Linked DNA regions of Homo sapiens: all the other regions are linked to region 4. The links are chromatin loops, found by intact Hi-C in ENCODE. Cell type or tissue: PC-3. All regions are shown on one strand.

Region 1 (5,000 bases), 340 kb before region 4:
TCATATTAGAAATTGTTTTTGTTCTACTGGAAATAAATCGAATTTTATTCCTGATTTGTTCCACTAACCCACTGTAAACACAGACCCAGTGACAAAATGTGACTTAAAAGAACAAGAGCGCAGAGGTTTTTTTGTTTTTTTTTTCCCCTTTCCACATTAAAAAAAGGCAACATATGCTTTTTCTTTCAAAGTGACTCTGGTGATTAGATCACCATTTTACTTGAATTGCTAGTTGAATGAACTTGATTAGGATTTTCAAAGCATTTTATTTTAAATAGACTATCCCACGGTTGTTGCATAGCAAAGAAAATTTAGAACCACAAGACAGGTCATGGTGTTGGTGAGTAAGAGAAGGTAGTAGTTGAGAAATTAAGAGGAATGCTATTATTAAATCAAATACCTAAATTTACAATGACATTCTTGTTGAGCAATCTGCTGATGTTTGTCATTTTCTCTACCTCCAAGTATCTCCTCGTATGACTGCTGTCAAGTTTTTTGCCCAGTGTTCCTCTGAAATTGCTGTATCAAGGACACCCCTGACCTCCAGCTTGTCAAATACAAATTGCCAGTTCTCAGTCTGGTACTGCCCTGAGGAGCATTCGGCACAGTTGATCGCCTGCCTTCTTGAAACCCTTCCTTCTCTGGGCTGCAGGGATTCCTCATCCTGCTAGCTCTTTTTCCACTTCTGCTTCCTTGAGAAGTCTGGAAGAAAGGGGAGCAAACACAGGAGACCATGCCAGAAGCCTAAGGGTTACAGAGCCTCTGTCTTCAGCCCTCTTCTCTCTCCACACTTATCTAGAAGAAACTTACCCAGTCCCACAGCTTTAAATCCCATCTCTGAACTGGTGACTTTCACATTTTAATCTCCAGCCCTGACCTCTCTCCTGAATTCCCAACTCAGCAACTCTACGAGGATCTCTGTTGGATGCCTTAGACTTAGGTGCAAACCAGAATGGGTTCCATAGCTCTGTCTTTCCCACTGCCCTCATATACCTCTCCCCTTCCTCCTCTTTTTGCCCTTCAGGTTCAACTTCTTACTGTTCCTGGAACGTGATCACCTTAGTTTGGGATGCTAGAGACTGGGTGGCTTATAAACAATAGACATTCACTTCTCATAGTTCCAGAGGCTGGAAGTCTGAGATCAGGGAGCCAGCATGGTCGGGTTCTGGGGAGGGCTTTCTTCATGGTTGCAGTCTGCTGATTTCTTGCTGTACCCCATGTTGCAGAAGGGCAAGAGAGTTCTCTGAGGTCTCTTTATAGGGGCACTAATCTTGTTCATGAGGATATTTTAGGGGAACACAAACATTCAGTCCATTGTATTACACTAAGCCTGTATCTGCTTCAGGGGCTTAGCACTTTCTGTTCTTGCTGTCTGGAATATTCTACCTCTAGATCTTTACATCACTTCATTCTCTTCCTGGAATATCTTATCGACCACCTTATCTAAAACATGCCCCATGCCCTCATTCTACTTAGTTTTTTTGTATGTTAAACTTTTATTTGTTTGCTTGTCATCTCTACTCCTTAGAATGTAAGCTCTGCAAAAGCAGGACATTGTCTCATTTACCACAATATCCTCAGCCCCTAGAACAGTGACATATGCAAGGTGCTCAATGAATATTTGTCCAATAAACAAACTACTTTTTGATTTAATTATGGGCCTTGACTACTATATAAAGATCTTTGAAGATCCTTTGTAATAAAACAAGGTAATCATTTGGAGCAAAACTATATTTAAAAATTAATGAAAATTACATCTAATATAATAGTTCTTCAAGCTATTTTAAACTTATGTGTACATGCACTGCATGAGTGTATGTATTTTTTTTTTCCCTTTGGTGGGGTATTCTAGGGGAACATATCTGGATAATTCTTGATGGTCCAGTAGATGCCATCTGGATTGAAAATCTGAATTCTGTTTTGGATGATAACAAAACTCTAACCCTTGCCAATGGTGATCGGATTCCCATGGCTCCAAACTGCAAGATCATTTTCGAGCCTCATAACATTGACAATGCTTCTCCTGCCACCGTCTCAAGAAATGGAATGGTTTTCATGAGCTCTTCTATCCTTGATTGGAGTCCTATTCTTGAGGTATAATTGAATCCTTCTTTTGTATAATTAAAAAGGAAAACAGATCCTTTAGCATTCTTTTAGTGTGTGTGCCAATTTTTCTGCAGATGGCAGTGTAACTGCATTTTTATGCTAATGTTTGTGGAAGATACTTGAATGCACTGGGACATTCAAACCCTGATTGCTCCTAACATATTTCTTCATTACTCTTCCAATCACTTTTGAACTGGGATTTCCAACCTCTGGGTTGTAGAGTAATTGCCAGGCCTGTATGAACCAACAGTGTTGCCAAACTGTGTCTGAGGACTGAATAAGTAAAATTTAATTTGATCAATCTGGGGATTCATGATATTTTTGAAAGGTACACATTCACATAAAGTTTAGGAGGACCATCTTAGAACATTAACTTGGAGTCAGTTTATTAAAATTGCATATAAGGAATTTTTATGAGATTCATTAGTTATAACGTTAGTTCCAAATTTGAACTTGGCAATAATATTTCAGATAACATCTCATCAATTCATAATCAGGTATATTATTTTATTACCAGCAATATATCCTAGAATATATTGATCAAAATTATATTATAAATAAATGCCTTGCATACTTAGATATTTTGCTATATAAATATTATAATGTAAGGCAGAATGTTTATTAGATAAGCCACATGAAAAATCTTGTTTTACATAGTTGGTTATATTGAATATTTTCATCACCTAAGTTTTTCGAAGATGATTTTGATTGAAAACATTTAAATTCCTAATTTAAATAAAGTAGATGTTTATTTACATTATATCATTACATTTTCAAACTTTTATTTCTATATGGTTATATCCTAACTTTTTACTAATGTCTTTCCAGAATTTACTCAACTCTGTTGCAAAAGGCTTTAGATTTGGTATGAAGATGGGAAGAAGGAGGGAATCATATAGCAAAATGATGTTGACATAGAGTTGAATGTGTCACTAAAAATAGTTGTAAAGTTTTCAGATTTCACAATTAGATTATCCACCCATTAAGGAGAATAAAAGCAGAGGGTTGCAACCCTGTTTTTGCAAAAGTAATCACTAATGACAATTCTTTAAAATACAGATGATTGGGTTACACTTCAATCTTACCAAATTAGAATCTCTGGGAGGCAACTCAGGATTGTTTTTTTTTTTTTTTTCTTTTAAGTGCCACAACATTTTTTTTTCACATAGCCAGGCTTGGAAACCACAGGTACAGCAAACTACCAGTGAAAATGTATATATATGATTTTTCCAAAATACTTCAATTTCAAAAAGGTTTTTGAAAAATACTTTTATACAACTAGCTAAGGAGTACTAGCTAATGCATGAGTTTGCTATTTATAAAATAAGCTTTTGCTATAGTCTGTCCATACTGAGACTGAATAAGACCTTTACTTTAATGCTATACCCACCTCATAATATCCTATATGTTTTAAATAATGCATTTTCTTTTTTGGAAATTGTTAGGAAAAGCAAGACTCATGAGAAGAATCAGATTGGAAATGTTTAGAACAGGAAGGCCAGCTCTGAGAGTTATTAGAGGGCAGAGTAATTGAAAAGTTGTGTTGCTGACAATCTGTCAGCTTCAGGGAGCCAACCTGGTTACCTGCCCTAGTGAATGTCGTCTTTCGGTTCCATCAACTCAAAAGTGCTATGTTATGTTTTTGTCGAGGTAGAATCATGGTAAATTCATGAACTAATGAATAATTCAGAATCAACATTTTATTGCTTCTGTTCAGAGTCTCTAATTGTTTCTTGGAATACTGAGGTGAAGAATGAGCTGATCTCTTGACCTTAAGAGAACTTGCCTCATCTTAAGGAAACGCTGTGTGTTAAGTGGTATTTATGAGATGCAGTTTCTTAATACTAGGTTTCTCAAATGACTAAATTCTCCATTTTCATGAATATCCTTGATATTTTTCTACATTGTTTATTAATTAAATTAGAAGAAATAAAAAGAAACAACTAATTGTAGTAAATCTTTGTTTTCTGTTAAAAAAAAATCTGGGGGCCAGGCACAGTGGCTCATGCCTGTAATCCCAGCGCTTTGGGAGGCCGAGGCAGGCAGATTGCTTGAGGCAAGGAGTTTGAGACTAGCCTGGGCAATATGGCAAAACCCTGTCTCGACAAAAATTACAAAAATTAGCTGGGTGTAGTGGCATGCACTTGTGGTCCCAGCTGCTTGAGGGGCTGAGGCCAGAGGATCACCTGAGCCTGGGAGGTGGAGGTTGTAGTGAACTGAGATCATGCCACTGTATTCCAGCCTGAGTGACAGAGTAAGATCCTGTCTCAAAAAAAGAAAAAAAAACCTGGGTATGGATTTCCTTTGTTCATCTTTTATTCTTTACTTTTCCCCCCTGAGTTATTTCCATATATGTGCCTTCTCATTTTCTCCCAGCATATTTTAATCAAGAGTTGAAGACTATTTCTCCATCTGTGAGCATATGGATAGTGTAGTAGCTGAACATGTAGGCCCAGGCTTTCTGGGTCTGAATTCTGCCCTTGCCACCTGCTTGCAGTGGGCTCCTGAGCAGGCTACCTACACTTCCTGGGCCTCTGTTTCCTCATGTGTAAAAGGAGGATAATAACAGTTCTTACCTTGTAGGGTTGTTTTGAAGATTAAGTGAATTAATACGTGGAAGAGTTTGTAACAAAGCCTGGAACATAGTGTGTGGTATAATCATTAGATATTATCATTATTAACAGATACTTTTAAAATTTTTGTCCCCAAATGACCATTTTCCTAGTGTGCTAATAAGTTTCATGAATACACTTGTCTGTGAACTGACAGGGTTTTCTTAAGAAACGCTCACCTCAAGAAGCAGAAATTCTTCGTCAGCTGTACACCGAGTCTTTCCCAGACTTGTATCGCTTCTGTATCCAGAACTTAGAATACAAGATGGAGGTGCTGGAGGC
Region 2 (5,000 bases), 540 kb after region 4:
TCTTATCCAAAGCTTGCATGTTGCACCCCAAGCATTGTCCATGGGACCCCAAGTCTCTAGCCACATCCAATTCTTCACAGAACCCCAGGGCAAGCCATCCACAGCTGCTGCTGGAAGGAGGGTGCACATCCAGCAGTTGGAGACATTGGTCAGCTCAGCATAGGTGTGGGCCTAGTCCATGGTGCTGTAGGAGCATGCCAAACTATGGCCGAAACGCCAAAGCGGGCACGAGTACTAACAGGGATAAATTACGTTCCTCAGGCAAAATACAGGCCAACTTTTTGTCTCTGGATAACAATGCAGCTGCTAAGGGCTTCTGCCCTGGGCGATGGTACCACACCTTATCAGCTCCCCATGGTTCTTTTGGGTCCTGTACCTGTGCCAGAGTCACAGGGGAGCTCATGATAGGCCACACAGACAATACATATGTTCCCTGGAGGAGGGTCCCTTCCCTGGCCGTTCCCTTAGGAATGGCCCATCATGGAGGTCACACATTAAATACCCAAGGAGTAACATGTAAGTAATACTGCAGGCCCTCCCCCCAGGGGGCTATGATAGCCAATCACCTGCAGTGAGGGGCTTGGAGGGTCCATGGCCAACACCAGGCTTTCTGTTCTCTTGCCTTCAGGGGAGTTGGGGCAGGCAACAACAGATTATCATTCATCCCCATACCTGGTCGGAGACGGACATGTTTCCTTCCATAGGTCTTGCCATATGGCTTGGCCTTATATGGGCCAGTGACTCATTCATCAATTCTGTAACTTTCAGATAGTTAACCAAAAGGTTAAGCCTCAATAAACTGCCTAGCTATTGGTGAAGATTACTATAGGTATCACCTTCTTGGCGATCACCATTTACATTGCCCTGAGTTCAGCTCATTAGCCACTTTATCCACACCTGGTATCAAACCATATAGCGTCAGTACTAGGCTAGACGATGATAGCAGTCCAGGCAGTAGTAGCACCCCAGCTGGCCCCATCCATATACCATTCCCCACCAAGAATTGGGGGGCACCCTTTTTTAAATGGTGAGGGCTCAGGGTCTAGGGGTGCCTCAGGCCCCATGGCCTTATCTTGCATTAGGACTACAAGCCCCAAGACCTCTTGTACCTCTGTTGCTAAGGGACTTGTACTCAGTATACTTTGCTGTTCCAAGTAGGCACCCCACTTTGCTAAAGTGGATATCTGTGCCATCCCAGTGCAGGGAGTTGTTACCCATGAGTGTACCCACCCCTCTACTGGGTAAGTTGTCCGTATGACTACTATAGCCTGTCCCATCATTCTCTCACAGACCTGAAGGACAGCATATACAGCAGCTAACTGCTTTTTAATAATGAATACCAGAGCTCAGCTCCCTTCCAAGGTTGGAACCAAAAGCCTACTGGCATTCTAAAGCACTCTATGCACCACTATAGGCCCTAGTCAAAACTATCGGTGGTCACATGTACATTAAGTTTAAATGGGTGCCTCTGATTAATCACCCATAGGGCTTGTGCCTGCTGAATAGCCTGCTTGGCTGCCAGGAAGGTGGTCTTAGCTGCATCATCCTAATCCCAGGCAAGAGGGGTGTTGCTGCTTCTAAATCTGCAAGAGAATTAGAGGTTAATGTAATATCAACAAGACTATGACATATGATGGGGCTATGCACATAGCCCTGTGGCAACACTATGAAAATCCATTGTTGCCCTCCCATTAAGGCAAACTGTTCCTGGCTTCCCGGAGTGATGTCGATTGAGAAGAATGCATTAGCCAAGTCCGATATATAGTGGTACTGTCCCCATTCCTTTGTCAAGCAGTCCGTCAAATCCATGACAGACAACACAGCTGCCAAGCTGTGTAAAACATCCACCCCCAGAATGTATTCAGGTATGGGAGAGACATACACAGTGCATAAGTGGAGAGCTAAGCAGCCGATGTCAAAGTGCAAAGATACAGGTTTTACTTTCACTGACCGGTCTTCAGAACTGCCTATGTATCCTTTCCTAGAAACTTATCTGGGATCAGGGATCAGTGGATTGCCAAGTCACATGTGGCCTTTGGTTGTCTGGTGTCCCCCTGTGCCAGGCACTTCAGCCAGTTCCCTAATTAGACAGTAAAATCTTTACACACCTGCCTGGCTGCAGCAAGTGTCTTTGAACTGAAGTGCCTGGGAGGGACTGGGTCACTCAGCATTATCCTTCTCCCGAATCACTTGCACCAAGTCTGTACACAACTGTCATCTACTGACAGTTTCTGGTACTTCACAGGCATCAGTCTACACTGTCATTAAAGCCAGCTTTTCCATCTTGGAGGCTGAGCAGAAAATGCATCCACAACTTTGTCCCAGAGACAAAGCATTCAGGTGGGGAGGGGCTCCCCTAGACACTGCCTACACTGCTTGCCTAACTCCCATGACTCAGTGGGAGTGTAGGCACTATATGAAGTGTGCTCTACTATGGGAGGGGGTCCCTGGGCCCACCCTTCGGGCCCAATGGCTTTTTTGCTCTACCTTCTGAAGGATCACAGGGTGAGCCCACAGTGGAGGAACCTCCTCCTCCTCATCATCAGACTGAACAGGAGTTTCTGGCTGGGAGGATGGGCTCAAGATCACACTGATGACAGTCTCTAACTCCTGTTCCAGGCTGTTTATCTGGGCCTCTAAGTGTCCTGTTTGTGGCTGGTGTTCCCTTACCCCCAGGTTTTGCTCTAAGCTGTGCATTTGGGCCCCCAGGAGCACAGCTTGCACCTGGAGGTCCCTTACCTGTGCAGTACTGAACATGTACTTCCTGAACTGCAGTTAGAAACACCCATCCAACTCTGGAGGCAAAGACGCATTCCTTCTTGGTGCTGTATGCTTCCAGGTGCTTCGGTGCTTTCTCCACCCTTGAGGGAGATCAGACCATTGCCTCCCATGCTTCCACTGGGGCCCATCTTAACAGCACTACTGCCACTGAGTACCACAGTCCGTTCTGCAGCCACATAGCCAACCCAGGAGCCTCAGGTGCTGAATACCCACTCACCTCATCCTGCCAACTATGCCAAATGTCAGGTTCGAGCCCCAGATGAGGTCTGAGGGGAGTGGGTGGATGGGGGGCAGGGAGCTGCAAGTGTTCTTCCAGAACACTCGAAAGACAGGAGGTAGATCCAACATGGCTTTATTCAGCAGCTCTCTCACAGTGTCAGTGCTGCATTTACACACCTCACAAACAATAGTGGCTCAGAGCCAGGTGATGAGTCTCCCCATGTTATGGCTACATAGCTGTGATTATATAACACATGGAATTGTGCACCTGTGTTCCAATCCTGCTGAGTCATGCAGGGTGTTTACCTCAGCCTCTGCCTTCCTGGCTGCAGCATAGCCATGTTCCTTACAAATAGGCTCCCCCACATCCCAAAACATGCTTTTATAAAAAATCTCCTTCACATTCAAAACAACTTAAATAAATAATCATGGTTTGTTCTCTGATTTTGAAATTATATCCTGATTTCAACAAAAAAAGATTATGATTCTATAATTTTCTATTGCTTCTGTTACAATTTACCACATTTTACTGGATTAAAACAACACAAATTATATTTCCAAGATCAAAAGTCCAACATCATTCTCACTAGGCTAAAGTCAAGGGATTGGCAGGATTTGTTTCTTCTGGAGGCTCTGAAAGGAGTCTCAGAGCTTTTCCAAGTTTTAGAGGTCATCATATTCACTGATTTATGGCCCCTTCCTCCATCTTCAAGGCCAACAGTATAGCATATTCTCACCATTTTGACTTTTGTCTCTATCCTCCCACCATTTCTTAACTGTGACCTTCCTGCATTTTCTTAGAGTAATTTGTAATTACATTGGGCCCACTTGGATAATGTTTGAATCTCAAAATTTCTAATCACATCTACAAAATTTCCTTTGTCATGTAAGATATCATATTCAGAGGTTCCTGCAATTAGTTTCCGGAGATTAATGGCATGGGCATTCATGGAGCCATTCCTTAACCTGCCACAGTAACCAAGTACTAATGCATTTTCAAATAAGATTCTTGTTTCTTGTACCTATTGATACCTTTTATATCTGTAGAAATTTTTATATCAATTTAGTTGTTTTGTCAAGATTCTGAAAATTAACTTTCTTTTCACAGCCTTGTTTTCTCTATTATTTTAAAACATACCCTGTGCCTACATATATACATCTTGTTCAAGAGTTATGAAGGATAAAATGGTTAATAAAATAATTCATATTATATTTGGGCATACTGTTTTGTATATGCTGCTTTTAAAATTTCAGTACTTCAGTTACATAACCGTTAGCTTTGCTGAACAAATGAAAACAAATTTAGGTCATGACTGTTAGATCAATGAAGATGATCTAATCTTTTGTGCCATCAAAACCATTGGCACAAGGAACCACTAGTAATCTTTTATTGTCATTGTAAAATGTACTATGAGCCCACTATAGCAGTTACAACAATAAAATGAAACGTGGGGAATGAAACCTCTTACAGTTTCCTTATTTCTGTTAAAATTATTTTATCTTGCTCTCTTGAAATATCTTTTTTAATGTAAACTGTGCCCAATTTTATATTGTAAGATACTGTTCTTTTTATGATTTGTAAATTGTTCTTTAGATATTAAGTATATTAACAAACCGCTTCACATGTTGCATTTTTTTCTTTAATATTTTCATTTACCTCTTGATTTTGTTTACTTTTATCATGTAAATGTCATTAATTTGTATTTGGTCAAACTCATCAACATTTCTCTTTTGAATTTTGCACATGAGCGTTGCATACATTATTTTCAGTTAGTATATTATGATATTCACTTATGTTTTCATTTTTTCTAAGATTTTATTCAATGAATTTTATAATATTTTAAAATAATGCTGTTATTTTTTCTGGTGTTTGATATAAATAAAAAAGTGGTTTTCACATATTTAAATAATTATCTTAGCATCATTTATACATAATATATCATTTTTCTAGTACCATATTAGACTCAACTTTATATTTAACAATGCATTTTTTTGTAAAT
Region 3 (5,000 bases), 530 kb after region 4:
ATCAAAAACCTTATAAGTCCACCTGGTGTTATATTTTATCGTGGCTGAACTGGCACTCAAACTACAAAATGCATTCCTTTCCACGCTTCCTGCTCCCTTCCAAGGGCAGAGAAATCTCACCCCACAGCCACCACCAGCACGGCCATAAGGAGTACTGCCAGACTCCTGCTGATGGTCCCTTAAGGCCCAAGGGTTCTCAAGTCAGCTTGTAGTCAATGCCTCCTGGCTTGAGACTCACTCTTCAGGGTAGTGGCCTCTCCTCTTGTCCAAGGCAGGTCCAGAAATGCCATCCAAGAGTCAAGTCTTGGAATTGGGGACCCCAAGAATCCACTTGGTGCTCTACTTCCTTATGGCTGTGCTGGTACCTAAGGTGCAAGACAAAGTGGCCTTTTCTTTTCCTTCTGCTTTTCTCAAGCAGAAGGAATTCTTCCCCATAGCTACCACAGCTGGTAATGTGCTGAGACTCCCCTGAAGCCAGCAATTCTCAGAGGCTCACCCAAGGCCCTTGATTCAGTAGCTGAGTATTGCTGCTGATTATTCAGAGCCCAAGGGTTCTTTAGTTAGTAGGTCACCAGGTTTGCAGGAACTCAAGTTTGGAGAGTTGGAAATGTCAATTTCCTTCTGGCTAGGGCTGGTTTAAATGCTCCCTCCAAGGCAGGCATCAGCTGAGTTTGGTCTGGTTCTCCTTTCTGTTCTAACAGGACAGCACTGAGTTTGATGCCTCACACTTACTGTGTTCTCTCTGCCTTCAGTGCCCAAGAGATGCTCTCTGTATCATGCTACCAGCTGCTGGGGGTGGTGGAGAGGGGTGGCATTTATGATTCAAGACTGTCTTTTCTATCTCTCAGTGCCTCTGTCAGCGATATGAAGTTAAAACCAGGTGCTATGAGTGCTCACCTGATTTTGGCTCTTAGAAAGGTGTTTTTTCTTTGTAGATAGCTGTTCACTTGATGTCCTTGTCAGGGGTATGATCAATAGAGCCTTCTATTCTGCCATCTTGCTCCTGAATTTCTGTCTATTTCCTTCCATATCAGCCATTTCAAATATATATATATATATATATATATATATATATATGGAGAGAGAGAGAGAGAGAGAGAGATTTCTTTATGCAGACACCTGCTTGCATCTTATATCATATTTCTTTTTCAGAGAGTACCTTTTAAAATCTTTTCTTGGGTAGTTTTGACAGCATTGAAATCTCTCAGATTGTTTTAGAAAAATTATGTGCTTTCTCTTTTATTTTTGAAAGACTTTTGCTGCCTTCAGAATTTACATAGGCAGTGTTTTGCTTTTAGAAGGTCTCATCCCATTGTCTTCTGGATTTCTGGTGTCTGACAAGCAATGTGCTTAACGTCTTCTCTTGTTCCTCTACCATGTGTATTTCTTTATGCTTTTTAATTGTCAAATAATATTTATTTATTTGTTTAAATTTTTATTTAATTTTTCAATTTTGTGTAAGTCTATATATTTATGGAGTACATGAGATACTGATGCATTTTGTTTATTTTCTGGTTTCATTCAAGATGTTCTGTTTATCTTTGGTTTAGAGCAGTTTGAAAATTATGCTTATAGATCTGGGTTTTTTTCTGATTTTTTATTATTTGTTTTTCCATTTATCCTGCTTGGAGTCCTCTGAGATTCTTGTATATCTGGCTTGTTATTTTTTAAATATTTTTGAGAATTCTTAGCAATTATCTCTTCAAATATTTATCTGGTCTTTTCTTCTTTCCTCTTGTTCTGTAATTCCATTTGTATGTATTTTGCAATATTTGGCTTTGTCTTACAACTATTACAGCCGCTGCTGTTTTTAATTTTTATACTCTGTTTTATAGTATTTATACTCTTTGTTTAAAGTATATCATTTTAGGTGATTTCCATTGACCTATGTCCAAGTTTACTGATCCTTTCCTCAGATACGTAAAGTTAACTGATGCCTGCCAATGGCATTAATCATCAGTTACCATTTTGCTGCTGAAGTTGCTTTTATTTTTGCTCTTAATAGCATTTCCATTTAATTGTTTCTTATACTTCTGGTCTTCCCAGTGAAATCCCCCACATGTTTATGCCTTATTTTCCACCTCATTACTACAGTCTTTAGCTCATTAATCATAATTAATTTAAATTTCCTGTGTGCTCATTCCACCTGTGAGCTTTCTCTGACTCTGCTGCTGTTGAATGTTTTGTCTCTTCACAGTGGGTTGTACCTTGCCACCAGCGCCCTTGCTTTTGTGCGTGTCACTAAATTTTTTACTGAGGGCTAGGTGTCATACATAAAGGATTAGAGACTGAGGTAAGTAATATTCGTGTCCTGAATTGATCATAGCTTTTCTTTTGCTAGGATGCTAGGCCGTTAGTATGAGGGTTGATTCCAACCCTCATAGTTAAGAGTTGGTGTTTGGGTTTTGCAATTGCTATTGTTACCTTCAGTGAATCACCGCCTTTATAATTCTCTAGGCTTATTTTGTAGTTGATGTGGTAACTGAAAGTATCAGCACTCTACCTTCATCTATTGGCCTTCACTGCATGCCTGTATATCAAAAGGAATCTCTACTCACACTTTTGTTCCTTTGTTAGTAGTAGACTGTGGTTGCTGATTACTCAGTACTTCCTATTCTACTTTTGGGTGCTTGAGATGGATGGATGGGTGAGAGCTCAGTCTCCTAGGAACACCCTGTATCCATGGGACCAGTTCATAAAGTTTCTTCAGTGATTTGCTCTCTTTCCATGGCAGCCAAACTCTACCTTGTATATCTAGTGATTATTTTTCCAAAATGGGCATCCTGTTCTTCTTTTAGGAGTATGACTCATATCTGTTATCAAGGTATCTATTGAGCCTTTTATTTATTTAATTATTTTATTTTTTGCCCAGGACTATTTGTGGTGCCTCCCCTGTGGATAAGGAGTTTTTACTTGTCTTTTTTTTTTACACTCTCCTAGCCACAGTGCATCTTTATCTGTGCCCTGGGGCAGGAGGTATTGCTACCCTTCCTCCATGACTCAATACTTTTATTTCATAGTGTAGAAGAGTCTAGGTGAGCTTTCTGTCTTTCCTCCACTGGTACTTTCTTCCTTATCTCTTTGCCTGGACCTTGAAAGGCTTTCTCTGGTTTTACTTCTAACTGAATCTTGCTCTTAAGCATCCTGTGCAGGTGTATGGAAAAGAGCCCGCAATTAGGTGCTACCAGGAGGCTCTGCATTCCCCCCCAACGCACCCCACCAAAAAAAAAAAAAAAAAAACTAGGTCCAAAACTGAAGCAACAAAGGCCTTTTACTCAACTTGCATCAAGAGAAACCATCTGCTCTATCATTCATTTCAGCAAATGTTCAAAGATATTAGACAGGAGTGTAAGTTTTATAGAGAAAAAGGAGAATACACTGAGACAGTCTGTTGGCAAACATTCCATTAACATAGGGTTTTATAAAGCTAGTGAGACTTTGGTGGTCTATAATGAAGCATGTGGGTAGTTTCAGGGTATTTTGAAATAGGAAGGATTGCTGTTACTGCAGGCAAAGGATATCTGTGGCTGCCCATGTCCTGGAACAAGTTGGGGCCAATGGAGTTCATTTCTATAGATAGACTCCAATAATGGTCTTTATGCAGGCTGAGTTCCATGGTAAGTTGCTTCACATTTGCTCACACTCAACTTTCAACAGGTTCTTGAAGGTTCTTGCTAAGATCTTATCTATTTGTATAAGTCTAGTCATCACTTCTTCTTGTGGTCTCCAGGAGTTGAGCCAGAGACTATTTCTCGTTGCAAGGCCCTTTTTTTCTTAGATTTTAAGAAATTTGAAACTAGCTCTTGATGATTGAAAGAAAGTAATAATTATTTACATTACCTGAATATTTGTTTTCATTTTTAGGGTGAAAGCAACACTTTTCTCCGCTTTCTGCTTTCATAGTGCAAGTGGGACCACACAATTAAAATATAAGCACTACATCACATAGAATAAGATAACCAGAGTTATACCACAAGTAAATATTCTTAGGATTGAGTTTCACAAAGAAATCTTTGATAGAACATAAATATAAAAATGACACACTTTTCTTCTGGATCAATGAACAGGACAAGTGCCTGACAAAATGAATTCATATGGATAATTATCCTTTTGCCAAGTTAAGAAAAAGAAAAGTAAAAGACAAAACAAAACAAAACAAAACCAATATAAACAGTTTTAAAAAATAGCAGATTTGCACACATCTCATGTATCTATTTTCTACCAAGAAATATTAAATAAATGTTGAATGCAAATGTGACTGTAATATTAAGGAAACGTTATTGTAGGAGAGCTTTGATTAAATATCCACAGTTAAAATTATTCTTCCCCTTTGAGGAGGACATTTTACTAGAAATCTCAAAGTCACATCAGTACAATAGAAAAATGTCCAAATTATATCTTCATCTTCTACTTTCATAAAAATAATCATTCTCAAATTAGCTCTCTAGATCTCAAGTCCTAGAAGGAGAAGAGTCACCGTGATAGCAACTTAGCTATTAATGTAGTTTTTATTAAAGATTCTGTAGATTTGTCACAGGTTATTTATCAGCTTCTTAAAGTCATAGGCTATAAAAATAGGATGGAAAAGGTTTTACTTGTCTGTTGCTATAACATGTGAAAATGGTTAAAAGAACTTTTGGACTTTTGACTATACTTAGTAGGTACATTTATGGTGATTTGAAACATATCAATGATATTCATGAATGAGAAGGGGAGACACAAACCCACACATACACACTTGGATACATTTTGCTATTAGTGTTTCCAAGTAGCTGTTATCTGTCAGATCAATTAAGAAAAAGAAAACTTATTTATTCTCTGGTGCTCTTTATTTCTTTATGTGGATCTGAATTTCTGATGTATATCATTTTCTTTCTCTTAAGAGACTCTTGTAAATTTATTTCAAGGCAGGTCTGCTGGTGACTAATTCTGTTTTTATTTGTCTGAGAAATGCTTTCCTCATTTTTTAAAGGATAATTTCACAGAATACAGAATTTTAA
Region 4 (5,000 bases):
TTTGCAATTGCTATTTTAGCTCCTCAATGCCTTCCACACTCTATGATAAGATAGTAGAAAATATTTCCCAGATTTTGCTGCATATTGGAATCATCTGCCTTGATGGTGGCAATTACATCAGAATCTCTGGGAGTGAGATCCAAATTTCAGTAATTTTTTTGCAGCTCTCCAGGTGATTTAAAAAAATATCTGGTTTGAGATCCAGTGTACCAGATCCTTGCTACTCAGTGTGTGCCTCAGGCCAGGAGCAAGGGCATCACCTGGAGCATGCTTGAGATGCAAGCTCTCAGGCCCCACCCCCGTCATCCTGTTGAATCTGAGTATGCATTTTAACAAGACCGCAATTTGATTTATATGCACAGTGAAATTTGAGAAGACAAGGGATCCTCTTCAAACAATACATTGCAATCAACAGTGTCTGGTTTTCCATTTGCATTAGCCAAAGATTGCCATAAATTCACTAGAGTCAAAGTTAGGTTTATTAAACTTGTGTCAATGTGGGAAAATAAGCATCAGAGGAAACATGGGGCCTCTAAGTAAGAGGCAGTTAGGAGAGGCAGAGTATAAGACTTGGGCTTGTGCTATGTGATTTAACAGCAGTGGGCTCTTAAATCCTCCCTACTCCTAGGGAAAAATGACAGATCAGAGCTCTGAATTGCCTCCCCCTTCCTTCCTGACAGCACTCAATCCCGAACGGGTCTCTGCTTTCTCAAACTCTTTTTCAAGGAGAAGGCATTTTGGTCCGCCCAGCACAGTGCTTTAGGTGGGCCAGGGAGCAGAGGGCCTGGGTGACAATAAACAGTTCACTATCTTTATAGCATATAGCTAATGGCAGCCACATCCCACTGTTTACTTGTATTAAGCAGGTGTAATGTGGTCATATACAGTGTTTTCTGTAGCAATAACTTGACACATTAAATGCTGCTTTCCAGTCTCGCACTGACTGTGAATGTCCGGGCTCAACGGAGACCTTAACAACCTGAGCCAGAACTACGGAAGGACCTGACAGCCTCACTGTGTCTCCCCCCTACACTCTAAGGAGATGACTTCACAGAGATTTGGAAGGGAAATGAGGGGTCTTTAGGAACAGAATGTTTTTGAGGGTCTTCAGAGAGCAGTGGCTCTTTCTCTTATCACTGGATAAAGGGCCACTCGACATATTTCCCCTAAAGATTGTGGTGTTTCTGAACTTGGGGCCTGAGACTTAATTTCATCTGGTGGTTGTTCCGTGGCAGTACCCGTAGACAAGCTCCAATGGCACCAGGGAAGTCTTATAGAAGATAGAAACATGGCAGAGCTGGTTGGGAGAAGATCATGGCCATCTCCAGAACCTTAAGTCCGACCCATTTCCTGTGGGGATTAGGTTGGTAGGACAGGAAATCCGACTTTTCTGTGGCAACATATGTAGCTAGGGAAGGTCTTGATTTCTAGGCAGCCCCCAAAGAATCTCCCCAAAGACAAAGGAATTCCACACAAAGACTTTGGGGTAGACCCCTTGCTGGGGGTGAGGAGTTGACCATAGCACACCAACCCTGTACACCTCCAAGGTCAGACAGTTTTATAGGCAGTGCTCACTTGGGGGCCTGAGGCCACGCTGCCATCTGCAAATACCAGCTCTGGCCCCTCTGGTCTCTGCAGCTGGCCTTTGTCAGATGTGTATGTAGTTTGGACATGTAACTTTGCCTCTGTTACAGAGGCTGACTCCTCTCCCCTTTATCCCAGTAGCAAAATAAGTTTAGACATAAGCCTAGGAGGAGAGTAAAGAGAGGGGGAAAAACATTTAGAGTGAGAAGCTATTAATGATAAAGATACCTGCCTTCCAATCAGGTATGGGCAGACCTATGCCAGCCTTGCAGTATCTGTCGCTTGCCAGCCAGTACCATGGAAACTCGTTGTCAGGTATTATGTGAGATCCACAATGTTTGGACACCATTGCTTATTCAGCTATCAGGCTAACTAACCATACAACCCAGCATACTTTTTTTTTTTTTTTGATGATGACCACAAACCTATCCATGCAATTTTTGTCAAAAATGTTGCTGACATCAAGACGCAGTATCCCAAGAGAAAGCTCCATGGCTGACATACTTGCTATTGGCTCCTAGGCATGCTCCCTTCCTTTCATAAGTGCTTACAGAATAATTAAAGGCTGTTTTATCAGTGATGATTATAGCTATGTTTACTGAGCTTGCCACACGCTGGGCACTGCGGCTCTGCATTTTACAATTCCTTCATTCTTATTTACTGTTAGGCCTCTAGGTGGGGACAGAGTTCCAGAAACTCTGGGTCAGTTTTTAAGCAGGCTTGGAGACTCAGAACCAGAAGCTGCGACCCGGTGGAAGGTGTGGCCAGAGGGAAAATGTTTAATTGTGGCCGCTATTTCTATCGTGCATCATATTCTGGGGCTTGCTAGAGAATCACCCTGTGCCTCTGCCTCCTTCTTGTTAGATTTTGCTACCTTATTTATTGGTTTCTTCCTCACTAGGATAATTTGTGAAGATAGAAATATTTCATTTTCAAACATCTCCCATGATCTTTCAGCTCTGTTTACTTTTAGAATCTTTGCAGTGAGCCAATTTGCTCTATTTTAATTTTTTGGAAACTATTTTTACTGAAGTCTATTTAACATCTGATGATATTGAATGTTCCTTTTTTTCAACTCCCTTTTCCTCTTTTCACCTTTAAATTAAAAATTTCTCATTTCTAGTCTAACAGAGTGCCTCCAAATCATGTGAGATTCCCAAGATCACAGAATTAACAGAATATTTTAACCTTATTAATACATGTGATTAGTGGTTTTAACTTAAAAAAAAAAGATTGTCTCTCTAAACAATATCCTGTTGAAGCTGAAAACTCCCACAAGGGGATTTAGAATGTGGTGTTTGAGAGCGTGGGCTCCGGGGACCAGCTTCCTGGTTTAATGGCCACCTTCGCCTGTGCTAGCTATGTGACTTTTGGGGGGGGTCCCTCTACCTCGCTACAACCAAGTTTCAGCACCTGAAAAATGGAAGCAAAACGTGACATCAGCCTCATAAGGAGCTAGCTGGAAGGAAGGGTTGAATGAATTAATTCATGTAAAGCATTTCAGTGACTGGGGAAAGTCAGCATCTCATCCATGCATCCCATAAATGGGTATAAGTTGGATGACTTCTAGGTCCCAGACACTGTCCTAGGTACCAGTAAAATATAAACATCCACATATGTATTTTAGCTGGTGCTGACAATTGTTAGGAAGAATGATGAATTAGAGAAAGGGGATGTATCAGTAAGACTTCTGCAGAAAAACAGAACCAATAGAATGTATGTCTATACGTAGGCTAAAATCTGTTTATTTTGTTTAAAGTTTGCTTTAAAAATATTTATTTCATCTAAAACACATTTTCATTGTAACAACTCCCTGGTAACCAGGTAGTAGAAGAGAAGGCTTAAAACTTCCATGTAACTTTAATTGCTGGAGACAAGTGATATTTATCAAATGTATCTGACCATTCTTGATGGGCCAAATTGGATTAGGTCAATTCAATATAGTGACCTTGCCTTACAGACAGATCTGTGGTCAGATGGAAAACTTACAGAATAGCAGGCTGTATCAGTCAGTATTCCCCAGAGAAACAGCACCAGTAAAGTATATATGTATTTCGAGAGAAGGAGAGAGGGAGAGACGGACATTGTAAGGAAGTGATTCATGTGGTTGTTATTGTGCGGGCTGCCAAGTCCATGATCTGTAGGGTAGACTAGGTGGGTTGGAAACCTAAGTACTACTACTCCTTTTTATTTTTTTTTCTTTCCCACATGGTGCTGATGTAATGCACTACTTCTATGTTGCAGTCTTGAGGCAAAATTCCTTCTTGGGAAAACCTCAGTTTTTGCTCTTAAGAACTTCAACTGATTTCATAAGTCCCACACACATTATCAAGGGTAATCTTTATCTAAAGTCCTCTATAGATGTTAATCACATCTACAGGATACATTCCCACCAACATCGTCATTAGTATTTGACCAAACAATTGGGCACTGTAGCCGAGCCAGGTTGACTCATCAAATTAACCTGGCCAGGGGGAGTGTGTGTTCCCTCATCAGAGAGTCGTAGGTGAGCTTCTGAGGAGGTGATGGATTTGAGCAGAGACCCAAGTGAAGATGAAGAGGGGGCATGCAGATACTGGTGACCAGCAGCCCGCAGCATTGTCCACTTACTTTGGTAGTGCCATGGAAAGTTAAATTTCATCCTGGCATCCTGGATCAATGTATCTAGTTGGTTTTTTTAAATGATAAACAAGAAGCCAAACTCTTGTGACATTTTAGAAGTTAAAATTGTTCAGGAATACTCATAAATGCACAAGACACACCTGACTATGCATGTGTGTGTGCACGTGTGCACATGCATACACACACACACACACACACACACACACACACTTCCTTTTCCTTCCGGAGATGGTCTTTTCTGTGGTCTTAAATAAGCTTATGTGTTCTGAAAGAGAGCTCTTGCTGTTCCTTTATCATTTAGCTCCAAACAGTGCAGATTTAGAAGTGCATTCCCGGGGATAATGCTGAGCATTGGGTAAGTTTTTTTTTTTTTTTTTTTTTTTTTTGAGGGGGTATGTTAAATGAGAAAATGTTTAACTTCTATAGAATTTTCACTGCCAGGACCTCATGCATTCTTTCCAGTAGAGTTTTATTTTATATGTATTCACTTTGGTTTGCCTGTGAGGTGTTGTGGCTGTAATGCCCGAGGGATCATTTGTACACCAGGAAACTCAAAGATGGTAAACCACGGCTGAGCCTTGTCTTATTCTGTGCGGCATGTAACCTTTCACATTATTCTAATGAAAATGACATTTATGATTGCAGCCTTCTGTGAACTTTCAAAAGCCAGCTGTAATAAAATTGCTGCCTAGGTTTTCTATAGCATCTTTAACTTTGACTTGTGTAGCAATATACCAGGGAAAAAAAGAAATGAAAGCAAACTTTTATTTTCCAAGAAATTAAATTTGATATCA

What was found. Peaks named below come from ENCODE experiments on the same cell type or tissue, not always from the same donor. Only the 100,000 strongest peaks of a DNase experiment are listed, where the experiment ranks them.
Region 1: it touches region 4 in a loop (15-fold over the local background); 2 of 110 quality-filtered maps call a loop at or near these places.
Region 2: a loop joins it to region 4, with 5 times the contacts of the local background. A loop is called at or near these places in 2 of 110 quality-filtered maps.
Region 3: a loop joins it to region 4, with 5 times the contacts of the local background. A loop is called at or near these places in 3 of 110 quality-filtered maps.

The regions. Positions count from the first base shown.
Region 1 is chr5:13,811,699-13,816,698 of GRCh38, reverse strand. DNAH5 (dynein axonemal heavy chain 5) reads left to right here. Exons shown (of 79, transcript NM_001369.3): 43 at 1,853-2,094; 44 at 4,876-5,000. Among named protein-coding and RNA genes, the nearest start is that of DNAH5-AS1, 46 kb to the left of the region's middle. In PC-3, CTCF peaks have their summits at 1,988 and 2,189 (motif pointing right); a DNase peak (open chromatin) is centred at 2,208.
Region 2 is chr5:12,933,168-12,938,167 of GRCh38, reverse strand. All of the region lies in intron 2 of LINC02220 (long intergenic non-protein coding RNA 2220), which reads left to right. Among named protein-coding and RNA genes, the nearest start is that of LINC02220, 97 kb to the left of the region's middle. In PC-3, a CTCF peak has its summit at 2,226; a DNase peak (open chromatin) is centred at 3,217.
Region 3 is chr5:12,949,512-12,954,511 of GRCh38, reverse strand. All of the region lies in intron 2 of LINC02220 (long intergenic non-protein coding RNA 2220), which reads left to right. Among named protein-coding and RNA genes, the nearest start is that of LINC02220, 81 kb to the left of the region's middle. In PC-3, no CTCF peak of the experiment used is centred here; a DNase peak (open chromatin) is centred at 1,921; H3K4me3 peaks cover 263 bases; H3K27ac peaks cover 785 bases.
Region 4 is chr5:13,476,321-13,481,320 of GRCh38, reverse strand. The region is part of intron 4 of LOC105374660 (a long non-coding RNA gene); the gene reads left to right. Among named protein-coding and RNA genes, the nearest start is that of DNAH5-AS1, 380 kb to the left of the region's middle. In PC-3, CTCF peaks have their summits at 2,057 and 2,261; DNase peaks (open chromatin) are centred at 300, 2,280 and 3,700; H3K27ac peaks cover 2,062 bases.